Linked DNA regions of Homo sapiens: region 2 is linked to region 1. Evidence: read pairs that join two places in POLR2A ChIA-PET (ENCODE). Cell type or tissue: B cell. All regions are shown on one strand. Links, peaks and the distances in the headings refer to the core of each region. The heading gives the core; the rest is flanking DNA. Region 1 has its middle 17 kb from the start of LINC02324. Region 2 overlaps FUT8 (fucosyltransferase 8).

Evidence for each region. Peaks named below come from ENCODE experiments on the same cell type or tissue, not always from the same donor. Only the 100,000 strongest peaks of a DNase experiment are listed, where the experiment ranks them.
Region 2: POLR2A ChIA-PET joins it to region 1 with 6 read pairs; 3 of 35 experiments call an interaction of 5 or more read pairs at or near these places.

Annotation. Positions count from the first base shown.
Region 1 is chr14:65,203,108-65,208,487 of GRCh38, reverse strand. No RefSeq gene overlaps it. Among named protein-coding and RNA genes, the nearest start is that of LINC02324, 17 kb to the left of the region's middle. RefSeq lists enhancers at 1-83, 3,347-3,456. In B cell, for the core only: no CTCF peak of the experiment used is centred there; DNase peaks (open chromatin) are centred at 1,747, 2,907 and 3,783; H3K4me3 peaks cover 2,803 bases; H3K27ac peaks cover 4,934 bases.
Region 2 is chr14:65,556,750-65,562,129 of GRCh38, reverse strand. It overlaps FUT8 (fucosyltransferase 8), which reads right to left. Exons shown (of 11, transcript NM_001371533.1): 3 at 364-793. The coding sequence starts at 566. Among named protein-coding and RNA genes, the nearest start is that of MIR625, 88 kb to the right of the region's middle. In B cell, for the core only: no CTCF peak of the experiment used is centred there; no DNase peak of the experiment used is centred there.

The DNA.
Region 1 (5,380 bases), core at 298-5,297:
CCTTTTTGCCTAGGGACTAGATTGCCTTTGTAGGACTAACAGCCACAAGACTAGAAATTATGGTTGTAGGAGTCATGCTGCTGGAGGCTACAAGATTCTGACCCTCACTAAACTGCTCCTAAGATTAGTGTTTGAGCTATTTTGTAGACTCTGCACTTGATGGATCAGTTGGCACCACCCAGACTGATAAACTGAATCATGTGATCTTGTGGCTCCTACCCAGGAACTAACTCGGTGCAGACAGCTTCAACCCCCTATGATTTCATCCCTGACCAACCTGCACTCCCAGCTCACCGGCTCCCCACCCCCAACCCACCAAGTTGTTCTTTTTTTTTTTTTTTTTTTTTTTTTGAGACGGAGTCTCCCTCTGTCACCCAGGCTGGAGTGCAGTGGGGCGATCTCGGCTAACTGCAAACTCTGCCCCCGCAGGTTCAAGTGATTCTCCTGCCTCAGCCTCCTGAGTAGCTGGGATTACAGGCGCACGCCACCATGCCCAGCTAATTTTTGTATTTTTAGTAGAGATGGAGTTTCACTATGTTGGTCAGGCTGGTCTCCGACTCCTGAGCTCATGATCTGCCTGCCTCAGCCTCCCAAAGTGCTGGGATTACAGCCATGAGCCACTGTGCCCAGCCCCAACCCACCAAGTTGTTCTTAAAAATTCTGCTTCTTGGGTGTGGTGGCTCATGCCTGTAATCCCAGCACTTTGGGAGGCCGAGGTGGGCGGATCACGAGGTCAGGAGATGGAGACCATGCTGGCCAACATGGTGAAACCCCGTCTCTACTAAAATACAAAAAAAAAAAAAAATAGCTGGGTGTGGTGGTGCGCACCTGTAGTCTTAGCTACTCAGGAGGCTGAGGCAGGGGAATTGCTTAAACCTGGGAGGCAGAGATTGCAGTGAGCCGAGGACGCTCCACTGCATTCCAGCCTGGCGACAGAGCAAGACTCCGTCTAAAAAAAAAAACAAAACAAAAAACAAACATCAACTCTGCTCCCCGAATGCTTGGGGAGACTGATTTGAGTAATAAAACTCAGGTCTCCCACACAGCCAGCTCTGAGCGAATTACTCTTTCTCCATTGCAATTCCCCTGTCTTGATAAATCGGCTCTGTCTAGGCAGCGGGCAAGGTGAACCCCTTGGGTGGTTACAGAAGCAGAAGGGGAGAAACAATTTCCAAGCCCTGAACACACATGCAGAGTCGCACCCACAGTTGGCTTAATTTAACATGACACAAAAAACGTTCCTGGCTAAACCGCTGCATATTAATTTGGACAATTACTTTCAGCCAGTGGCGTGCTAGGGCCAGCTTATACTGGCTCCAGAGAGGCAATTGTTAAACACTCAGAATTTTAACAGCAGGTTGGTGTCTTGAAATCGGCCACTGTTGGAAGTATTTACACCAAGGAAATTGGCAAATGTTATGAACTAGGGCATTTGGGGTGGGAGAAAAGAGCCACTTTACCAGCATACTCCTGCCTTTAGCCCAACTCAGCATTTCCTCCACCCACAAACTCTCAGTTTTGTTTGGTCTATTTCCCTCACTTACGCTTTAGTAGAGGCCGTATAGTGCAGTTAAGAGGAGGGGCTATAGGGCCATACTATCCTTGTGCAAGTCTATACACTAGCAATGGGACCCTGAGCACACTGCTTAATATCTCTATGATTCCTTGTTCCCATCCCTATGACTAGAGCTGTTCATTGCACCTTCTCATAGGATTTTCATGGGGTTAAATGAGTTAATACATTCAAAGGACCTAGAGCAGTGCCTGGAGAAAAAGGAGCTCCACAAGTATTAGCTATCATCATTCTAAAACTGAAATTTCAGTTAGTTCTCTTATTTTACTTTTGTGGTTAGAAGATGCAAATATCTACTCACCAGTTTAAACCCTGCACTGCTTGCTGAATATAAATATCCCCAATGCCTCACTTTTGGGTGAGTAATACCAGGTCAACTCACGCCTTCTTCCTCTCAAAAAAAAAAAAAAAGGAATAGCAGTGATACATGGTAAAAAGCCTACTCATACTATGATTCCAAAATGTGGGTATTGGTTTTGCATCTCATTTCCAGAATTAGAAAAAGTCTCCTCTGTATTTAGTTTTTATAAGTTCTCCTTTTTTTTTTTCCCATTTCAGTTTTAAGATGCGCTGTATTTTTCTTATTTTCAGGGTCCCGAAATCAGGATGGGTGTTTCAGTTGATGCATGCGTTTGATGTGGTTGTGTTTCTTTTCCTCCGCCTAAAAGCAGTTATTAAAATGATGGCGTTTGCAGATCTAGATTTGAAAGAAAAGAATAATGGTGCATCTTGCAATCAATAGTGTTTTAGAATCCAGGAAACACAGTAATAATACTCAACGAAAAAGTCAGTTCTAGGATGCCAGCTTCCGCATCCAGTGTCTTGTCCCCAGGAGCACGATGTTCCAAGGGTGGGGCTGTGTCCTGTTGTGCCTGCTGCAGCCATGCTTTCTTTCCTTTAGGATCAGTGTTGGTGGGGGCTTGGCCCAGGATTGGATGGTATCTTGTTTTGTTTTTTTGAGATAGAGTTTCACTCTCTCGCCCGGGCTGGAGTGCAGTGATCGCAGCCCACTACAGCCTCGAATTCCTGGGCTCAAGTGCCCTCCTGCCATGGCCTCCCAGTTCTGGGACTACAGGCATTAGCCCCTGTACCCAGCCATGGATGTTTTTTAAGTGTGCAAAGATTCCTCCTCATTCTTCAATTAAAAGCATAGTGAACCATCTGCTGGGCTGGGATTGGACTATGAGAGAGAAAAGCACTAAGACAAGCTGAAAACACAGGTGAAAGTAGCAAGCAGGCTCCCAAATAAAGAGCAGGCCCAGCTCTGCCAGTCAGCACGCGCACACACACACACACACACACACACACACACACACACGTTATGTTTTTGAGTCACGCCCCTTCCTTGTTCCACATGATTGGTCTACACTTCACACTTCCCCTATAATCTCAGTTTCTTTCACCTGGTTTCTTGCCCAAACAGCTTGTTGGGTTTAAGAAGGAGAAATCTATAAAAGAATTGAAGTCTCTTCAGGGAAGGGCCTAGCAGAGCAATTCTGGCTGTGGCAACTCCCCTGGGGTGGCTCCTCCCTAGCCATCTCCTGAGCACACAAGCAAGGACCCTTTCCTCTCAGCTGTCACTCTGGACATGTGTAATGATCCCAATACAGGAGACTCTGAGCCGCAGCCCCTAGGCCCACCTTACGTGTGAGAACTCTCCTGTGTGAGGCCGAGGCAAAGCTGCACGGGATCCTGAGAGAGCAGCAGCCAGAGCAGAAGCTGCAGGAGAGACTGGCACATGGAAGCCAGCCTGTCTCCACAGCCCATGTTCTTGTTTTGTTCTAACTCTACGTGCTTTGGTCGGTTTCCCCTACAACACAGCAGCAGCAGGTGGGCGCACAATGCAGGGACCGGCCCACCCTGACATGGCTGTGTTTGGCAGCCCTGCACACCCCCTTTTCTTTTTTTGCAGGAGTCAGGAGACTGGGGTGGAAGAGGTGGAGACCCAGTCATATCAGGCAAGGGAGGTCTGCACTGCGCTGCAGCCAGAAGGCTAACAGATCACATCCCCACTGTCCCTTCCCAGCTCTGCTCTCCTGCTCTGTGGAGCAGGCCTGGCTGGATACCCCACATGCTACTGCTCTGCATCCACCCCACCCCCACATTCACACTGAAGCCACAGTCCCCAGGCTTACTCCCAGCCAGTGCTGAGCAGGGGTGCAGGGGGTGGGCACTAAGCAGGCCATTTCTGCAAGATCCAGGACTCCTCCAAAGGGCAGCTTTGGCCCAGAGACTCCTCCTCCACCCAGCTGAACCTTTCTCAGAGCCGGGCTGCAGCCTAAGTCTCCCTACCTGTGCAGTAAAGAATTGAACCTTGCCCCTCAAAGAGGTCTAGTCTTTACCCTTGGCCCCCGGGAGGTCATCTTTGTTTGCCTGGGGGTCTTAGGCTGGCCAGATAGTAACAGTGTGACTTAGGGTGGGGAGTAGCCACACCAGAAAAGCCAACATTATGATTTGCATGGGGCTTGGGGTCACCAAGGTACCAACCAGGGCTCGAGTAAGCTTCCCTGCAGGGCACCCTTCAGATCCCCATCTCCTCACAGATACCTTGTTTATAAACCTCCACTAGCAGGATTCTGGAATTAAACACAGTAGCAGTTGATTGGCCCTTTGCAAATGAATTGAAATGGACCAATAAAAATGGAGAAATACACATACTCAGCAAATTATAGTAACATAGGCTTCATCCATCTACAAGTAAGAGAAAATGGCTGGGCACAGTGGCTCACACCTGTAATCCCAGCACTTTGGGAGGTCGACGCAGGTGGATCACATGAGGTCAGGAGTTCGAGACCAGCCTGGCTAACATGGTGAAACCCTATCTCTTAAAAATACAAAAAATTGGCCAGGCGTGGTGGCGCATGCCTGTAGTCCCAGTTACTTGGGAGGCTGAGGCAGGAGAATCACCTGAACCGGGGAGACAGAGATTGCAGTTAGCCGAGGTCGTGTTACTGCACTCCAGCCTGGGCAACAGAACAAGACTCCGTCTTGAAAAAACAGAAAAGAAAAAGAAAATGCAGCACGGATAGGTTACACAAGAAACAGAAATGAGCCAGAAAAACACTCCCAGTCCTTGCCAAGTTGGCAGTAAGCAGGGTGGCCGGCTCCCTCTCCCAAATCCATGCTGGAGAGACCATAGAGGGAAACAGGGATTCCAGGAACCAACAACCACAGCAGTAGCAACAAAACGTGTGAACCCCCTGGGGAGATGTCTCAGACCAGGATCTGGCCTTGGACACTTTCATATATGCACATGATACCAGAGTGAGCAGCCAGTGGCTTAGGGATGAGATGCTCTAAGTGGGGCATTGTCACTCCCTCAGAAGACAAATAGCAAACCCCATGAGCCATAAGTGTATCCAAAGCAGGACTGAACAGACAGACCAAGAATGTAAGACAAGCCCCATACGTATAATTAAGGCGCTAAGACAAAACAGAGTAAGTAGAAATATTGTGTCCAGAATTTATTACTTCCGGTGGGTTCTTGGTCTCACTGACTTCAAGAATGAAGCCACAGACCCTCGCGGTGATTATTATAGTTCTTAAAGATGGTGTGTCCGGAGTTTTTTCCTTCAGATGTTCAGATGTGTCCAGAATTTCTTCCTTCCGGTGGGTTTATGGTCTCGCTGACTTCAGGAGTGAAGCTGCAGACCTTCGCAGTGAGTGTTACAGCTCTTAAAGGCAGCGTGTCAGGAGTTGTTTGTTCCTCCCTCCCAGTGGGTTCATGGTCTTGTTGACTTCAGGAGTGAAGCCGCAGACCTCCGCAGTGAGTGTTACAGCTCATAAAAGTAGTGCGGACCCAAAGAA
Region 2 (5,380 bases), core at 185-5,184, 350 kb before region 1:
AGGGTTTCCCTGGGCCACACTGGAAGAAAAATTGTCTTGGGGCACATATAAAGTACACTAACACTAATGATAGCTGATGAGCTTAAAAAAAAATAAAAAAATCTCAGAATGTTTTAAGAAAGTTTACAAATTTGTGCTGGGCCCCATTCAAAGCTGTTCTGGGTCACCTGTGGCCCATGGGCTGTGGGTTGGACAAGCTTGTTCTGTATTAAATACACAGAGATAGAAAACTGTCATGCTAAGTTGTGGCAAAGACAGCAGGTTATAAAAATAATTAACTATTTTTCCTAGCGGAATGAAGCCCTACACCTAAAAACAAAGTACAATATTTCATCATTCTTCATTCAGTATTTTAGGACCTACCGGAGAGATTCGGCCATTCGCCTCAAGTCTTCATTCTGTTGTTTTAAGCGTTCAAGCTTTGCCAGAATCTTGGACAGTTCTCGGCTAGAGTGATCAGGATGGTCATTATCTCGTACCAAGTGACCACCTATATAAAACAGCAAGGTCCCCCAGGCAAAAAGAATGAGCATAATCCAACGCCAGGAACCAGTCCATGGCCGCATTTTCAGATTTTCAACTCACTTCCCTGGAGTCCTGGAGCTCAAAGAATTGAAAACATTGTAACTCTGTTTCTAGTTAGTGCACAGGTGAATAGACTTCTGTTGTTTCAACACATGATGCTTCAGACAAATTATTCTCTCTGGTAGTCCTGCAGTGAATCTTTCAAAGAGATCCTCCTGGTGATATGTGTAGGAAGCTTTATTGTCCTGTACTTCATGCGCTCTACATGCTGTGGAAAGAGTAAGAAATGTATTTAAATTATTTAAGGTATATAAAATAGCATATACTGAGATTCTTGGAGGAAACACATTGGTGTTGACTGGCCAACAAGTTGGAAGATAACCTAACTGCCTAATAACAAGTAAAGGGTAAAAGCTTTAAATCTGTTAATCTGTATATTAAATCAGCCATGTACATTAGTGCTCTACCAGATAACAGACTAATTAGCTCTAAGCCTGAAAGTCCTCAAAGTGCCATCATCACTTTCTTTTCCTTCTTGCATAATTATACATTAACTTATATATGAAGACTTAAAAATTATATCTTTGAACAATCAATCAAAAACAAAATGTACTCAACCACATATTTTGGGCTATATGTTCATTATCTCAAGAAAAAACATGTTCCCTGTATGAGTGATTTCATTTCTACCAGTTCTCAACTCCACTCTCCTCCCTCATTGTTCAGCTGCCATTATACCACTTAACTCTGCAGGTGACAGGCAAATTGTCACTTTTAGGATAAATTCTAAAACTGACATGCATATTAGCCAAGTAAAGGTTATCATAGCCATTAACCAGCTGGCAGTCATTCCAAATATCAGAAGCAAAGGTTCAAATGGATCAGGCTAGACTACTGCTTCCTCAAATTTATAAAAATACCAACAATTGCAACAAACGTCTAGCACCAGTTACATCTTAGTTACTGTGCATCTTAAACTACAAATGCACATTCTTTTCCAGGCTTGGTTACAAGTATCATTTGTCATTTCTCCATCATTAGGCTTAGAATTCCCTTGGAAACAAAACTATTTTCTCCCCAGGAGAGAATTTGTAGGCAAAAATATAATTTAAAACCTTTTGACAGGCCAGCCACAGTGACTCACATCTGTAATCCCTGCACTTTAGAAGGAGACAAGGCGGGAGAATTGCTTGAACCCAGAGTTTGAGACCAATCTGGCAAGATGGTGAAACCCCATCTCTATAAAAATTTTTTTTTCTTTAATTTTAAAAATGTTTTGATAATTTTAAAGCTATAGAAGAGAAATCATATGTCTAGACAGAGTTCCATATACAAGAGAAGAGAGAAAAAACAAGAAATAGTTTCTGTATACGAGACTGAATGTGAGGGGCACTTGACCACAAATCAAACAGTGGTAAAAAGATGAGCAGAAAAGATGGAGAAGAGGCTTCAAAAATCAGAGCACAGGGCCACTATTTTTCTATGTTTGCACCTTAAATCTCAATTGTTTTTAAAACACCAATATTCAAAGAGAAGAAAATCAAAGGGCTGTCCTAGAAACACTCTACTTCCTTCCCATTTACTCCTACAACATTTACCTTAATGTTACTGATTTACACTGGCTAAAACATAGAATGAAAAGAATTGTACTTGCTGAGAACTGTTTGAAAACCAAATTAAAAAGGAATAATCCAAGTAAAAAGTTGTCTGTTGTTTTAATAACTATTCTTAAATCTATCAAGAACACTCTTTTTACTGACTCCATTGTTTATCCTGTCCCTTTCTTAAAACTCTTTCTCAATCCCCACTCCTCTAAACTCAGGTATCCCCTACTTTTCATCTTATGTAAAAAAAATACAGAAATCCAGGGCTCTGTGACTTTAAAACCAAATAAGAAGTGAATTCATTCTGATGGCATAAGAAATTGATTCAATTCGGTACGTCAGCCAAAAAATATAAGTATTAATATTTCAATTAACAGTAATTTTGAGACAACATATGCAACACTGTAAAATGTTACTATACTTATATGCTGAAACTGTACTATATCCTAGTTAATTCTAAGCTATTAAGATATACAGTTGTCTCTCAGTACCCTCCACGGACACCAAAATCCACAGATGTTCGGGTTTCTTACATAAAATGGCATAGTATTTACATATAACCTACACACATCCTCCCAAATACTTTAAATCATCTCTAGATTACTTATAACACCTAATACAACGTAAATGCTATGTAGATAGTCAATTTTGGGGGTATTTTTTGGCAAATATTTTGATCTGTAGTTGGCTGAATCAAGAATACTAAAACTACAGCTACAGAGGGTAAACTATATATCAGATATTACAATTTTTTTCTTTCCCTTCACTGCAAAAGTAACGCAGAAAACAGACAACTGAGATAAACAACCAAAGCAAAGGTAGCTTTCTTTAAAAGAGTAATTTAAATAATAAAAAGACATGCTGAAACATTTTCCTTGGGATTACCATAAAAATCGTAATATTTAAAGCCAGCATAACTTGAATAGTAACAAAAGTTTACAGAAACATACATTTTGAATAACAAAATTTGTACAACAAAAAATACTTTCCATTTTTTATAAACCATTACCAAAAATATCTAAGAGATTAAATTACTATATTATATATCAATATTGATAATACTTGAGTTTTAAAAAGCAATACATTTTTATAAGAGCAAAACATGGTCATTTTCTAATTAATAGCATCATTTGAACTATGTTTTTGGAGAGAATGTTTCCCATGATTTTTTTTGTCTTTGCCAGTATTTTTTAAATCCCCAGTTTTGGGGTCAAGAAAACCAAGTTAAGCTGAAAAACAAATAGTTTTCTATGCAATTTTCCTCTGCAAGGTTTAAAAGAACAAGTACAGAATTTTTTCCCTATCTACTAACTACAATGAATGCTTGCTTACTTACTTATGGTTACTGTTTATTGTCTGAACCATGCTTGCTAAAATACAAACGCCATAATTTTTGTTCATTGTGTTCACTGATGTATCCCAGGCACTCAGAACGGTATTTGGCACTTAGTTGGCACTAATAAATACAGCTTAAACTGCATTTATGCCCTACTTAAGACAGCAAATGGTAATGCAGAAAGTGAGAGAATGCTATTATAAGGAAATGGTTCAAAAATAAAGTCATTAATAAACTTTCATATTTATTATTGTCAACATATATCTTATAAAGACATTCCTTGATTGATTAAATTTAATTGGCCTAAAAGACCAAGAGAGTCTTTTTTTTTTTTTTTTTGAGTCTCGCTCTGTTGCCCAGGCTGGAGTGCAGTGGCACAATCTCGGCTCACTACAACTTCCACCTCCAGGGTTCAAGAGATTCTCTTGTCTCAGCCTCCCGAGTAGCTGAGACTACAGGTGTCTGCTGTGGCGCCCGGCTCATTTTTTATATTTTTAGTAGAGATGGGATTTCACCATGTTGGCCAGGCTGGTCTTGAACTCCTGACCTCAAGTGATCCACCTGCCTCAGCCTCCCAAAGTGTAGGGATTACAGATGTGAGCCACCACACCCAGCCAAGAGAGTCTTATGGTTTACCTTTTAACCATGAAAAAATAATGTATCTTATTTTCTTCATTTAGAAGATTCACTTTGCAAAGACAACGATATAACTGAAGAAAGTATGTTCAGCCTTTGATATGACAACCACTCAACTTATTTGTGAAAGTATTAGTAAAAATAGTTCAAATTCGTAAAAATATTTAAAAATTACATATATCAGCTAATTTCTGACTAAAATTTATATAGCAGTGTTTGTTGAGATTTCTTCTCAGAGTGGGCTTTCAAGAATTTATAAATTTATTACTACTTAAGACTCACAAAGTACCCTTCTGCAAAATACTAAATATACTAAATGTACTGAAATGTGCCAGGATTCTTTCTGCAAATTTATTTAATTAGTGATATCACTTTTTTTTTTTTTAAGAGACAAAATTGGCTGGGCACAGTGACTCACACCTGTAATCCCAGCACTTTGGGAGGCTGAGGCGGGTGGATCACAAGGTCAGGAGTTCAAGACCAGCCTGGCCAAGATGGTGAAACCCCCGCCTCTACTAAAAATACAAAAATGAGCCAGGCATGGTGGTGGGTGCCTATAATCCCAGCTACTTAGGAGGCTGAGGCAGAGAATTCCTTGAACCTGGAAGGTGGAGGTTGCAGTGAGCCGAGATCACAACACCACACTCCAGCCTGGGCGACAGAGCAAGGCTCTGTCTCAAAAAAAAAAAAAAGGGGAGAGAGAGACAAAATCTCGGCATGTTGCCTAGGCTAGATTGATATCACCTTTTTAAGGTACTAAGGTATTTAAATGATTCATTTCTTTCAGTATTTACAGAGATTCTTTGGGTAATATTTGTTTAATGTCTCTGGAACAATAAACATATTTGATTTTTCAAAGTACTTTTTCTGAATCTGGAAGCTCGAGTGTAATATCAGTAAGATAAGGAGACTTAATAGAGTTGCCACGAGCCTTAAATAAGGTTAACATATATAAACCACTTATCATAATGCTTGGCACAGAAGAAGTGCTCCAAAAAAAGTAATTTTATTTTAATGCTGACAAGACATAGAAATTAAAAGTATGGGTGCTAGAATCAGCAGTGTCTAGACTGGAGTCTCAGTTCTGCTACATCATAGCTAGGTAACCTCACTGAACATCAATCTGTAAACTGGAGATAATAAATACCACCTCTCCCAGAGAATACTGGAAAAGGCTTAAATAAAATAATCATCAGTGGTGAGGCACCTCAGCATACCATGCAGCAAATTATTATGTGGTATATATTGACGTTGTTACATTATTTTATAGACCCATTTA